Regions from separate parts of the Homo sapiens genome. Here region 2 is linked to region 1. Evidence: chromatin contacts called from ENCODE Hi-C data. All regions are on one chromosome and are shown on one strand. The core of a region is the stretch at or near the end of the contact, and the rest is flanking DNA. Distances in the headings are between cores, read along the strand shown. Region 1 overlaps AGBL3 (AGBL carboxypeptidase 3). Region 2 holds the start of LINC-PINT (long intergenic non-protein coding RNA, p53 induced transcript).

Region 1 (7,179 bases), core at 2,888-5,387:
GGCACATCCAGAAATAATGTTTTACCAGCTATCTGGGCATCCCGTGGCCCAGTCAAGCTGACACATAAAATTAACCATTATACTGAAGGACATATAACCGTGAAAGCTGAAATGCCCACAATGCCTTAAGTGATGTGAAAGAAACACTCTAATAAGGCAGTGCCCAGAAGGGCTCCATAATAAATGGAAACGGTTTATACAGGACAATGTTACTGGGACAGTGCAAGGAGATACTCATTCTGTTCATGTGCAGGAGGTCTCTTTTCCACTGGAGCCTACTTTGAAATCAGCTGAGGAGCCACCAAATCCTATGGCCACCTGGGCTGTGCCCTATGAACAGCTCTCTATTGAAAGAGAGCTACTAGGTTGACTGATGGCAGTTCCAAGGTGGATAATCAACATCCTGTTTGGAAGACTACTGTACTACATCAGATGATGGAAAAGTTCTGATTGAGGAAGGTAAGAACAATCTGCTCAGGCTGAACTATATGCTGTCCTTGCAGTGATGAAAAAACTGAACAAGTATAAAAGTTCCATTTAAAAATAATCAAAGTTTGGGTGTGCCAATGGCTGGCCATATGGTCAAATAGATGGGTGATGAAAAACTAGTCTATTAGATGCCCCATGTGGGGCACCATCCTATGGAAATCACCATGGAATTTAGGGGCACATTAAAGTAGGACATGTCAGTGCCCACCAGAAGAACACTCTTCCAGGATCAGATGATGACTGGACCCAGTAAGTGGAAAACTTGGTGTGTTTACTTGAGGTGGGCATGTGGGTCCATGAAATAAATGGAAATGGGAGAGGTGTAGGAATGTAGGCATGGGCTGATTGTTGGCATATTTCTCTTACTCCCTCTGAGGCACAAAATACAAATAAATGCTTCAAGAGAGACGGAGACCGCAGGTGGCTATGGGCAGATTTCCTGGGGAGCAGGTGGCACACACAACTGACAAGTAACTACATCGGAATGCTGTGGTAGCCCCCAGAGACTATAAAAGGGTCCTGACAGGACTAGACATTTACTCTGGACTAGGCTTTGCACCCCCAGAGGTAGATGGATACAAAATGCTTAGAATACTGTAAAAGGACTGAAACAGAAGATACTGTGGCAATTTGGACCATCAAGTTATATTTCTTCAGACCAAGAAACACACTTTACAGCCCATAGTGTCTAATGATGGGCAAAAAGATATCACATCAAAATGGACTAGTGGTTTACTAGAGAATTGGAAAAGGTAATTGAAACTTTTTTTTTTGTCTAAAATAGGGGGTGATAAAGGCAGGAAGGGCTGACATATATACCTTCATGTGTATGCACATTCAACATGAGGGGGACAAGAGTGGGTCCCCACTTGACAAATTCTTTTATGGTGGATCTGGAGAAGGGATAGAGGAGGACACTGGTACAAACTACAAAATGATTTCTCCAGTCACCTCAACTTTTCTTTTTTTTTCCAGCCTGGGGCAGTGGTTGGAGACTGCAGGTGCTAGAAACAGGAATCATTCTTAAGCAAGAAACTTACCTTTCAACCTTTATGTCGGAATTGCTATGGGCCTAACGGGGTGGACTGTGTCTTCACCCCACCTGGCAAAATTCAGATTGATAGTGAATGCAGCTGTATTTCCTGGTGGTCAAGATAGCCCACTAGTTCTGTACCTATATATCCTTACTCTAAATAAAAGGGAATGAGCTGAAAGGAAGCACGAGCTAGACTGGTATTACTGCTGGCAATCTAGACCAGGACAGTGGCTAAGCCTAACAACTCTTCCAAAGGTGAAAACGTTTGGGTAAAAAATTATGACAAGTGAAAAATAGGAGAAATAGCCAAGGCACAGGAATAAATAAATGAAATAGGTAATGAGGAAAATCTAGTATTACACTGGTGTTTTGAGAGAGGCTCAGAGCAAGAGACTGTAGTCTCTTAGCTTAATTATCCTAGATGCCCAAAAAGGTAAAGTCAGTTTTCTAAGACTAGCCTTACTCTTAGAAGCTGAAAAGGTTGAATGGAAGCCTGCAAACTTGAGTGGCATTGCTCTGGGAGACATTCTGGTCATAAGATATAATGATGAACTGGACCAATTAATTGTTAATGACAGAGGTAATGAGCCATTATCTTTTGATTCTTATTTTTCAGGTTACATCTACTACAATACTGCAGATACAGTATAACATTGGTATTGCTGGTATGATTCCTCTCCCTTAGGTAAGTCAGTCATATGATGATGATCAAATGTATTGGAAAATTGAATCACGGCCTCCTTGGTATGTAATATCAATGAAAAATGGGCTGAGTAAGAACTGGATCTACTTAATTATGAGTTAATTTCTATGCTGAATATTTATGTACAAGTTTGTTAAAATGTATAAATAGCAGAATATTAAAATAGGAGATAATTATACTAGTTACAAACTAGGCTCTTTGTTAAAGAGAGCCTAGGCCAAGGGACAGTGGGTAGCCTGTGTGTAAATGATTAACTCAGCAGGCCTTGGTTGTCCAAACCTTGCACATTGTAAAGGTTTGGACCTTGCTAAACTCTTGGGAGATAGCCTCTGATGCCTTGGAATACCTTGCCTCATTAAGAGTATCTTTGTCTACCTGGGACCTTGGGCTATGTCAGATAGTAGTTTATGCTAACAATTGATTTATTGTGGTGGTGGTGGTGGTAGAGGCCTTGGACACACAGTATCAATTTTGACCCCTGGAAAGGCCAGAGACTAAGTAACTAAGGTCAGCCATGTGGGCACTGAATGTAAATATAACCAACCTGCAATAGAAACCAGTGACATCAAAGCTAGATGAGCTTCCCTGATTTGCAGCACTTCATATTATCTCACATTATGGCTGGGAGAATTAAGTGCTGTTTCTAAGACTCCACAGGGAGAGAACAACTGGAAGCTTGTGCTAGGTCTCATCTGGACCCTGCCGCATAGCAAGTGTCCCCAACCCTGAGGCCATGGACCAGTACTGGTCTATGGCCTGTGAGGAACCAGGCCACACAGCAGCAGGTGAGCAGTGGGCGAACGACCATTACCACCTGAGCTTTGTCTCCTGTCAGATCAGCAGCAACATTAGATTCTCATAAGAGCACAAGCCCTATTGTGAACTGTGCATGCAAGGGATCTAGGTTGTGTGTGCTCCTCATGAGAATCTAACTAATGCCTGATGCTCTGAGGTGGAACAGTTTCATCCCAAAACCATCCCCCAACATCTACAGAAAAATTATCTTCCCCGAAACTGGTCCCTGGTGCCGAAAAGTTTGGGGACCACTGCTATACGCCATTTACCTTTGCTGATTTTAATCTGTGTCCTTTCAGGGACATAATAAACCATAACCATGAGTATAATGGCTTCTCTGAATTCTGCAAGTCTTTGTAGCAAATTATTGAATATGAGTTGTCTTGAGGACCCCTGACCACACTCATAAACTATTTGCTTTTATGACAATAAATTGATGCAACTCTTTTTGGAGGAAAATTTGACAGTATCCTTATACCAGAAATTATGGGAATGTACCCCCAAAATATGTACGTATATATGCATTAGGCCACACATAAAAGGATATTTATGCAGTTCTGTTTGTCAGAGCCAATGACTGGAAACCCCTTAAATTCATTAATAAGGTACCAGTTAAAGAAATTCTGATTCATCCATTTAATGAAATCTGATGTACCAGTTTATAAAAAAGGAGACTAATATATATAAACTGATATGGAAAGTCTTTCAAGATAGATGACTGTGTAAGACAGAGTTAATTTATAGCTGGACTGGAAAAGCTCTATTTTTACCTCTGGGGAATTCTGGCTGTCCAGCTTTGACTCTTGGCCAAGATAAGAACAGTAAGATTAATGATGTGCTGTTTACTGTCTGAAACTCCCCCTGAGAGTTTCATGTCCCCCGCATGGCCAGTTTGTTTACTGATGGTTTTCATTTGGCAGAATCAGGAAGACAGCCTGGCTTGATGTCATGACTACAGGGGTCTAAAAACCCAGATGGGAACTTTTGCCTTGAGGTTTTCTGAAGCTAAGATGCATCACATAGATCTTGGTGTTTCAGTCTGAAGACAGGCAGTCTATGTGTGTGAATAAGGCCCCTGGAAAGCTTGCACCTGGGCCCCAATGCTTGCCACAGTATCTTTCTCTTGCTGCACCGTATCCTGTGCCTTTGAATAAAAGCCACACAGAAGAATGCTCTGTGAAGTCTTATAAGTCCTTTCAAATATCCAAATTTGTAAAATCTTTGCAATAGTCAAGTGACAAAAGCAAGGTCTAGAGCAATACGTAAGACTGTGGGAAGTAAACTTTCTGAAATGCTAGCAAGCAAAGGTGGAAAAAGCCATCAAGGACACATGTGGGAGAAGATTTTGATTCTTCCTACACAAGGATGTATTGTATTGGGTGTTCCAGTTGGCTTGAGGACCAGCAGAGCTTGCAAAAATTTCAGGGGCACAGACTGAAAATAAAAGAACAGTGGCATAGCCCAAAATAAAGCTTTTATCCAGCATGACTATACCTTGCACAGATAGTGTGACCAGTAGCTGTGTGACATCATGACTCTGGGGATCTTGGGAAACGTATGCTGAGAGAGGTTGCACCTTCACCAGGGTGGAGGCTGGATTCACAGGGCCCAAAGTCTATTCATTATGTAAGATATCTGAAAGGAGGCACCACAAACTCTAGCCACTCTTACAACAATATTTTGGTTAGAAACTATATTTAGAATTTCAATAGAAGAGGCCAGAAACACAGCTGCCCACATCTGAAAGAACCTCAGCAGTAACAGTGGGGGATTACCAAGCAACCAAGGAAAATAGAAACTCTCCCCACTCTGAGCTGCTGATGGTGACTCCTGTGACTGAGGGCAAAATGACGGCTGAAAGTGAGGGCTAGGAAATTTAAGGAAGAGAAAGGTGTGGCAAAGATGTGACAGAAGGGTTTTCTAGTTAGGTGAGGTGGAACCAAGTTGAGTGGAATGAGCACATGCGGCTGGAAGTGACACTGAGAAGCAGTGGCCCGACGGGGTCTTGCTTTCCTCTTCCTTTTGGGTCTCTTCTGCTCTCATTCTCTCGTCACTGTTACTGGAGAGAAATTAGGCAGAAGTCACAGTAGGAGCAGTAGGGATTTTCCTTTATTGCTCCTTATCCATTCCCTCTGTCACAGATATGTCATGAGGAGGCTAGGAAACAGAACCAAAGTACAAAAAGAAAGGCTTGGGGGAAGGTTTAAATTCAGTAGCATGGCAGTGTTTTCTCTGTTGGACTTTTTTATTTCCTGACCTGGTGCTGTAGGAAAAATGAGGTTGGAGGGGGTGGTAGCAGAGGAGAGGTGGGGATGATGGTAGAAGGACTGAAAGGAGAAAAAGAGAGAGAGATGTCCTATACTACAGAAGATAAATATATACCCAGCTTTGAAGAGATGTGTAAGGAAGTGATTCTGTTTAGTACTATTAAGCATGAATTCTTTAATATATTTTTAACCCTATAACTTTGGAATTCTTGAGAAAAATTACCTTTGTCCTCTATGAACAAAAATCAGTGTTCTTTCTCTCTCTCCACCCGTCCTTTCTCCCCATGTCTATCTATCTATATGCCAGATGATATATGAAGAAAATTTAGTTTTTAAGAACTCCTAGTAGGCACTGCAATAAGTGTAGTTATAAAAAGTATGTATGTGTAATTTTTTTTTATTCACCAATGAGTGTCCATAAGATCTCCACCTGGCAATAACATATGTTTGCGTGCCTCAATCAACAAAAGGTGGAAAGTCATGGCAGTGAAAAGATGATGAACAATGGGATGTTTCTGTCATGCCTGTGCACGGATTGGAGAGATGAGGCTATAAGCTTTACTTGGAAAAGCAAAAATGAATTTGGGAATGGACACATACAGAAATATTAAAATCTATATATACTAAAATATATACTCTTCAGTTTCATAAACATCCATTAAAGGAAAAAGCAGAGAGTGGGAAAAAGACAAAGGAGCAGAAAGAGAAAATGAAAGAGGAAAAGAGGAAAAAAGGAGAAAGGCAGAAAGTGGTAAAAGAAGATAAAGATACACTAAGAAGACAGACCTACAAGGAGGAAATAAGGAGAAAGAGACAGAGAGCCACAAAGAGCAGGACTACAGCTCACAGCCATTCCGGCATAGCCTCCATCTGTGACTTCACTCTGTGTATGAGTTTGTGCCTGGGACACCGTCATGCCCTTTGGAATTGTTTAGAATTGCTAAAGCTTCAGGAGCCAAGCAAATGCTGCAAGTGCCTCCATTTAAGCCCATGTGGCTACTGAACACTTGAAATGTGGCTGATCTCAATTCAAATGTCTGTAAAGATAAATGCACACCAGATTCTGAAGACTTTGGACAAAAAGAATGTGAAATATTCTGGATATATTTGGGTTAAATAAAATCCATTTTTAAAGTTAATTTCATTTTCTTCTTTTTGCCTTTTTAAATGTGGCTACAAGCAAATTTAAAATTACATTATGTGGCTCATGTTATATTTCTGTTGGAATGTGCTGTTTTCTAACATTGTGAGTCTCCTCATTAAAATTAAGGTTGGCAAAGTAAGTTTGCTAATGTCTGAATCCCCCAAACTGCTAAAAACATACCAATATGCTGGACTTTTTCATCGATGACTTCACAATGGTATGGCCACCGTGTTGGGCTCAATGGACCAGAAGAAGAGACACCATATAAATCCCTTGGTTCACGAAGACGTGGCACCCATCTCCCTAGCTGATATTCTAATAGTATCTGTGTAGTCCGGGGGAAGAAGGGATCACCAAAAGAGTCAGCTGAGAAAAAGATTCAAACACAATCATGAGTGGGAAGAAGAAAAATACCAACTCCTGTAATTTTTATATAGTTCCTTTTTTCCTTTCAACACTATTCAATGTGTGGGTATCATTATAAATGTTTTATAATTCATGGCACTGTTTATAAAAGTACTAATGAAATTTTGTGATGATTGATCTTCACAGTAGCCAAAAGATAGTTGACTTTTATACTATTAATTTATTCTAAAAGCTCACTACTGGTTTAAAAACATGTTTCTCGTAGCTTTTCTAGCAAATCATCTACTTTGACTCTTCTTAAATGTAGTCACACTATTTGTCTAACGAGTTAAATACAGTGATGAACTATAATTCCTCACCACTTCCTGGAACTGTATTC
Region 2 (7,008 bases), core at 2,924-5,423, 3.9 Mb after region 1:
GTCCATTCTTGCTACCTTAGTTTAGACATGCATCATTATTTCTTTCTTATAATGTGATATGGTTTGGCTCTGTGTCCCATCTCAAACTGTTAGCCCCACGTGCTGAGGGAGGGACCTGGTGGGAGGTGACTGGATCATGGGGGCAGTTCCCTCCATGCTGTTCTCACGATAGTGAGGGAGTTCTCATGAGATCTGACGGTTTTAAAAGTGTCAGTTTCCCCCGCAAGCTCTCTCTCTCCTGCTGCCTTGTGAAGGTGGCTGCTTCCCCTTCGCCTTCCACCATGATTGTAGGTTTCCCCAGGCCGGAGCACAGTGGCATGATCTCTGCTCATTGCAACCTCCGCTTCTGTGGTTCAAGTGATCCTCCTGAGGAGCTGGGACTACAGGTGTGTGCCACCAGGCCTGGCTAATTTTTTTTTTTTTTTTTTTTGTATTTTTGTAGAGACAGGGGTTTCACCATGTTGCCCAGGCTGGTCTCAAACTCTTGAGCTCAAGCAATCTGCCCACCTCAACCTCCCAAACTGCTGGGATTACAGTAGTGTGCCACTGCACCCAGCTGAGAGATCTTTCTAAAATGAACATTTGATCAGTTCACTATGCCCCTTAAAATTCATCAGTGGTTCTCCACTGGCCTTAGAATAAGTTCAAACTTTTTAGGATAACATACTCAACCATGCTAATCTTTCTGGATTTCTCCTCCAGGACTTCTGCCATGCATTTATACAATGTATTTATTTAGAACCTACTTGCCAGGCTCTGTTCTTCACCCTCAACTCCCTGCACACAGCTTTTTCCCTAAGGTCTTTACACATAGTACTTTCTTTGCTTGGAATATCTTTCCCTGTAACCTGCCCACTTGTCTGGCTTACTTCTACTTATCCTTCAGAACGCATCTCAAGATTCACCTTGTGTGGTTAGAGACCCTATGCGTGGTCAGGGTTAGGCACCATTCTTATGAGCTCCCCTGTTGATATCATCTCACTGTTGCGTGATCAACTGTATATTCATCTTTGTTCTCATGATACTATAATGTCCTTCAGAGCAGAAACTGTGTCTTATTCATCTTTGTATTCCCAGCACCCAGCACAGTACCTGACACACAGCAAGCACTCAATAATGAATAAAGTGGCAGAGTTGGGTTTCAAAGTCAGGTCTTTTCTCTCTGGCACAAATCTCACATTTCTTCATGCTACTTCTCAATACTGTGAATTTGAAAAATTCCAAGAGCTGAGCTAGGTCTATTTTTGCCTAGCACTAATTAAAACACAGGCAAATAGATTATTATTAGTTCCATGAGGATTCAGTTGATTATTTTTTTGTACACCCCTTCCTCCATCATTCCACCACTTTGATCATCAGAGTACTTAGGATTACCTATATCTAAAATGACTGAAAGGCTAGGCATGGTTGAGTGCACCTGTAGCCCCAGCTACTCAGGAAGCTGAGGTGGGAGGCTTGCTTGAGCCCAGGAGTTGGAGGCCAGCCTGGGTAACACAGTGACACGTTGTCATAATAAATAAGTGAGTAGACTGAAAGAACTTTCTCTATACTTTTATATCCTTTTGTAACTCTTATCCTGTTGCTTCCATAATACCACTGAGGCAGGGAGAGACTAAGTACATGGGGAGCAAGGTAAATTTTATTTTTCTGTCAACAGACACTAAAAATGGATACATCAATAGAAAGTCATTTCCCATCATTTCCCTCAAGGTTCCTATGGATAGATATTAAAGGTTCAGTGCTTAAATTTAACATTGCAAAATCCAGCTAAAATTGAAATTTTTATGTAGTGAGTTCAATCTCATCACAGAAGTTTGTAAATGGGAGGAACCTTAGAAATCCTTTAGTCCAGCACTTTCATTTAAGCTTCCACGAAGAAACTGACATAAGACCTACAATGGCTCACTCAAGGTCATCCAGGCTATCGATGCCATTATACATCTTTTTCAAAGGGCTTCATTTTCCATCTAAACAAATTATCTACATCAGAATCCACCTATTTACATAGGGCTTATCTTTCTGATATTGCCTTTGCAATATCCTTGTTATAAAGAGGAAGGAACTGAAAACAAACAAAACAAAACAAGGTTGTCTTGTCCAGGGACATAGAGGAATTGGTAAAAAAGACAATTAGTACACAAAGTGATGGGGTTTCCTATTTGTAGTGTAGCCTTGTAGTCACACTGTGTTCTCCGAATGCCACAATGCTAACCCAAAATTACTTGTCCTTCCTGGGCCTGGATTCCATTCAATTTTATGCCTTGTTTAGTCTAAATGATTTCCCCAGCTTCGACATGTATTTATTTATTTATTTATTTATTTATTTATGCGTTTCATTTTAGAAGTATACTTAAATCTACTCTTTACTCGAGTTTGTCTTAGTTCTAGTGCTGAGGAATGAAGATTCTGGGTAAAAGAAATCAAGATGATGTTTTTTTTTTCTAGGCTTTACATTTCAAGGATTGTTTCTCAAATGGCAACTGGCAGTCTACTCCTCAAATGATGACGTTTTCCACAGGAATTACAATTTAATTGGAATATTTTGTTTTCAATGGGAAGCAAAGATTTCTTTCCAAGAGGATCAGTTTGATAATGTTTTACCAGCTAGTGCTACGAGACCAAATATAAACCAGTTCTGAGAAACAGGAAGTGAACTGACTGGTCTAGTCTGAGTGTCCCTGGCAGTGACGCAAATACAGAAATCAAATTAGGAAAACAAGATATGTGGGTGTGAGGCAATCGATAATAATCCAGGATGCTACAACATAAGCAAGAATGCCTTTAACCCGATGCCATTCATTTTAATAACACCCTGAGCAGTTTGATTTCCACGGAACACGCTGGTGATTAGAGAGCAGCAGGAGCTTGGGTTCCCTAGCAACAGCATGTGCTTTTGAGACAGTCATTAGCCTTTCAGTTAATCCCATCAACCCCTTACCTCTAAATGTATGACTGACATAAAAAAAATGATGTTTTAGAAAGTGCTTTGAAATTTCCAGGAGTGCAATGGAAGGGAATAATCATAATTAAAAAGTTGTCTGGAGAACTACACTCCAGTGAAGGAAGTAATGTTCCTACGTGCCAAGCCTGTCCGTATATTTCCCTGCTCTCAGTTGTAGGTTTCTGAATCCCCTGTGGCAAAGGGCAAGGGAGGTGAAATTGTTCAGAGTTTCAGGCAGTCTTCTCACCTAAAGTGAGTAGTATTGCAATGTCTCTTGGAATCATGGCTCTGAAGATGAGGAGAGAAGCGGGATGGGCAGTTTGTGTGGTGAGGAGGCTGGCTGCAGGTAGGCTGGGAGGGAATGTCACACATAGTTTTCTTTCTCCTTTAAGCCGAATGAGGTATGCTGGTCAAAGGAACTTGGGGAAGGAGGATGGTGAGGGGAATGAAGTTCTTCTTCCTATTGATTGTTTTGTTGCACCAGAGGCTGTTTGTCCAAGGCCACTGGCCAAGAGCATTATTTTCGTGGCTAAAGTGAGGTTGGGCAGGTTTCCCATCCCTTTCACTAGTTTTGAACAAGACAACCCAGAAAGCGCAGCAAGGCTCTGGGAATATGATGTGGGTTGGCTTTTCCTACTCAGCTGCACCTTAAAGCGCCAGGCCGATGGGCTGATACTTCTCAAACCCTGAATCATTGCCTCCAGCTCTGTCCTGGGTTCAGGATGCACCACTCCACCCTCTGTGTAGCTTGGGGTCAACTTCGGGGCGTCACTCCAATAGTAATTATTGCTGCGTTTGGCTGGACATCCTTATTACGGCCTGGGTCCCTCTCAGCTGGAAACTGGGCTCCTTCAGTTTGGCTGGGGTGACTTCTAGCACTTCCCGCCGCCCCACCTTACCCCCCTGCGCGCTCCCTTCCCAAGGCGACCACCTGCACCGCCCCACTTACCATCTGCCCCGCGGGGAGGGCCCCCCGGGCTAGCGGAGCCCTCCCTGCTCCCGGGCGGCTCTGGAGGAGCTCGGTGTTTGCCTCTAGCCCTTCGCTACCGGAGGATCAGGTTCCTCCCCTCCTCCCCCTCCAGCTCCGGCCGCCGCCGCCGCCGCCGCCGCCTCCTTCTTGCATGACACAGCAGAACCGCAGCTGCTGCAGCAATTTCAAGCCATCCGCCCAGGAAGCGCCGCAACCGGGACTCGGGAGGGGTGGAGGGGGCGAGGCAGAGGCCGCGGCCCCAGGGGATCCTTGGCCCCACTGTGCACCACACACTCCTTTCCCAGCCCAGGGGCACGCGAACAAAATGAGGCTCAAGCTGACCAGGCCGAGCCGGAGGAACGCTGGGGCTTGGCAGCAGAAGGGATGGGACCAGAGAGAAGGGTGTGGAGGAGACCCCAGTGAGGGCCAGGACATTTCAGGTAAAGAGAGGTAAGAAGAGGCCCAGAAGTCAAGGGCCAGACTGTGAAGGTGATTAGAGGTCAAAAGAGGTAAGGAGGTAGAGTTGCAAAGAAGAGAGGCCGAGCTGGGAAGGGCGTGGGGGTGGGGGTAGCTGCAGGGGAGGGTGGGGGGTACAGTCTTTGGGGAGGCCCGAGCTGAGCCCCCAGGCAGAAAAGGGGCTGAGTTGGGAGGCAAGGGAGGTAGGAGGAAAGGGATGAAAAGAATTAGGCATGAGATAGGAAGGTAAAACTTGGGAGAGATATTATAGAATTAGAAGGGTTGGAATGGAGCTCATTCATCATGGCTGATGAAGTAAACTGATGAGGTGGAGAGAGACAGAGTCAAGGCAAGGCCAAACGAAAAGATCTTCCATCCCACTCTTCAGTTTCTTGCGAAGTTTTTCTTGATTCCGCCAATCCACACAGTTTCCTTTATAAAATGGAAAAGCATGAACTAAAAAACCCAGAAATAGCTATCTGGCTTAGATTTACAGGATAAAATCTCCATGTCTGTAAAAACTTTAAGGCAGAAATTTGGGATTTATGGTACAAACCCTTTAAGGGACTGTGAGTCAGTAATACCCACAGCACTCAACATTGTGAGTTTCCACACATCCCTGGACTTGAGTGAGTCTTTCCAAGTGTTTGTTAATGGTACAAATGATGACAAAATTAGTGGTTCAAAAATATTAAAGTGCACATGCTTTTTGCTTTCTCTATGTATACAGAGATTACATATATGTATACTTTCTAGCGTCTAGCAAGTATGGTATGGCTAGGGATAATTATGTTTTTCTGATTATTTTGTTTCCCATCAAACACCCCACGAATTTTACAGCAGACCGCCTTCTTGTCACCATTTGAAAGAATGTGGTCAGAAAAGTAATGCAAAAACTGCCACTTTGGTTTTGTCTGTACCTTCCAGGTCATATCTCCGTACCTCACTTCCTGACACAAACAAGTTTTCACTGTTGTCAGCAACAAAGCCCTAATATAGCTGCGGAAGAGAAAAACTGCATTGCATTTTGCCTCCTGCAAGCATCATCAACAGTTACTGGAGGAACGTAATTCCAGAAAGCTTGAAAGCCGTGGTGATGGTAATTATGTATCAAATGCCTGGTTCTATTTCTGTTATTATTGTTTTGTCATTTCTGTTTTCCCAGCGATCTGACTGAACTCGCAGAGGGACAAATCCAGTTTTTCTTTTTGACTTTTGTCAAACTAAATCAGGCCTGATAGAAAACTCATTGCTCTCCGGGGAAACAAAGTAGGAGCCACGAAATGTCATTTTAACAGAGCGTGGGTTTGGTGACTGTAGGAAAGGATTTGAGGACGCTCCTTCTGTTCGGCTTCCTATGTCATGAGCACAGGCTCCACGCACGCACAGACACCACGGCTCCCGGATGCTGTGGCTCCCCGATCGGGGCTCCTGCAGCGCCAGAAGCCCCTCCGGGATGCTTCGAGGGGCTCCCGGTGGGTGGAGGTACGGACGCCGCTGCGGCCGCCGCCGCCAGTCCTGCTGCTGTTGTTGCTGCTGCAGTCACGTGGGAGCCCCTTTAAGTTTCCATAGAGAGGCCTCTCTGGTGTCACATGATGGACATGATATAATGAAACAACATTGTGGAGAGGAAAGCATTAGGGGAGCCCACGGCTACAAAAACAAGTGAGTGAGAAGAGGTGGGAGGAAGAGAAACTACGCCACCTCCCCTGCAGCCGAGTGCACGCAGCAGCCTGGCGTGACAAGTGGGCGACGCCGGGGGGCAGGGAGCCGGGGTCCTTGGCCCTGGCCGGGGACCCCACCGCCCACCGCGCGGAGGACAACTTTTAGCCGGCAGCCCAGACCAGCGCGGCACCTGTCTCCGGAGTCTCCACCGCTCCTCCCGATTCATCCCAGGGAAATTCTCAAGAATACGCTCTACAAATCTACGTGCGCATCATTTTCACCTCGCGTCGCGCCCGGGAGGAAGGAACGAGGCAAGGAGCTAAAGCAGCGTGCGTTCAGCCCTGGGGTAAGTTCGTCGGGTGGGGAAGCCGGTCCCGCAGGACTTTGGGATGGGAATTTTGCTCTCCTTTGCGATCTCAGGGCGTGAAGAAGGCGTCCCCTCCGCTGCCGGCGGAGCTGATCGGCTGGCTAGTCAATTTCCCCTTAGCACGCCCCGTGCGCCCACCCTCGCTCAGCCCGGGGCCCCCTCGCCGTCCCCCGGAAGGGGTCTGCGGTTCCTGGCCAGGACGTTCGGAAGGCGAGCGGGGGAAGGTAGGGCTGTCGCGGGAACCCGGCTTGTGAGAGCGATTTCGCCATGTTTGTGTTGCTAAGAGCACTTTTTCCCCTTTGCTGTGGCTTGATGCCACATGGCTCCTCCGGAGCTGCTGCCGGGCTGAGAGAGTGTTTTTTTTTTTTTTTCAATGTCCGCATTCCAGCTAATGTTGCGCAGATAAAATTCAAACTTGAGGTAAACAGAAGAAGAGGAGGAGGAGGAGGAGGAGGGGAGGGGGGAGGAAGGGGGGACTGTTTCCATTTCGAGATCCCACCTCTTCCCTCCGCGCAGCCCAACATCCCGAACCTAGAGACAACTCTTGCCTTTCTCCCACGTCCCCCACCTTTGCTGTCAACAAGAAATAAAGGCGGGGCGGGGGGGGGG

What was found. Hi-C counts contacts between places; a loop is a spot of excess contacts on that map. Pooled maps may share reads with other maps.
Region 2: a loop to region 1 is called in a pooled map, with 15 times the contacts of the local background. The contact joins the promoter of LINC-PINT here to the enhancer-like site in region 1. A Hi-C loop is called at or near these places in 2 of 37 single-sample maps with no recorded cell type and 4 of 50 pooled maps.

Annotation. Positions count from the first base shown.
Region 1 is chr7:134,993,114-135,000,292 of GRCh38, reverse strand. AGBL3 (AGBL carboxypeptidase 3) reads right to left here. Exons shown (of 17, transcript NM_178563.4): 4 at 6,615-6,800. Among named protein-coding and RNA genes, the nearest start is that of AGBL3, 10 kb to the right of the region's middle. RefSeq lists enhancers at 3,903-3,972, 4,173-4,252, 4,633-4,752. Within about 2 kb of position 4,137, at least 3 of the 41 ENCODE cell types and tissues checked have a DNase peak (open chromatin) inside an H3K27ac peak, as active enhancers do.
Region 2 is chr7:131,107,090-131,114,097 of GRCh38, reverse strand. LINC-PINT (long intergenic non-protein coding RNA, p53 induced transcript) reads left to right here and starts at 4,173. Exons shown (of 8, transcript NR_170176.1): 1 at 4,173-4,361; 2 at 5,295-6,378. It also overlaps a transcript of MKLN1 not described here. RefSeq lists silencers at 2,608-2,667, 3,818-3,967, 4,048-4,097, 6,155-6,214, 6,235-6,284 and enhancers at 2,385-2,926, 5,321-6,172.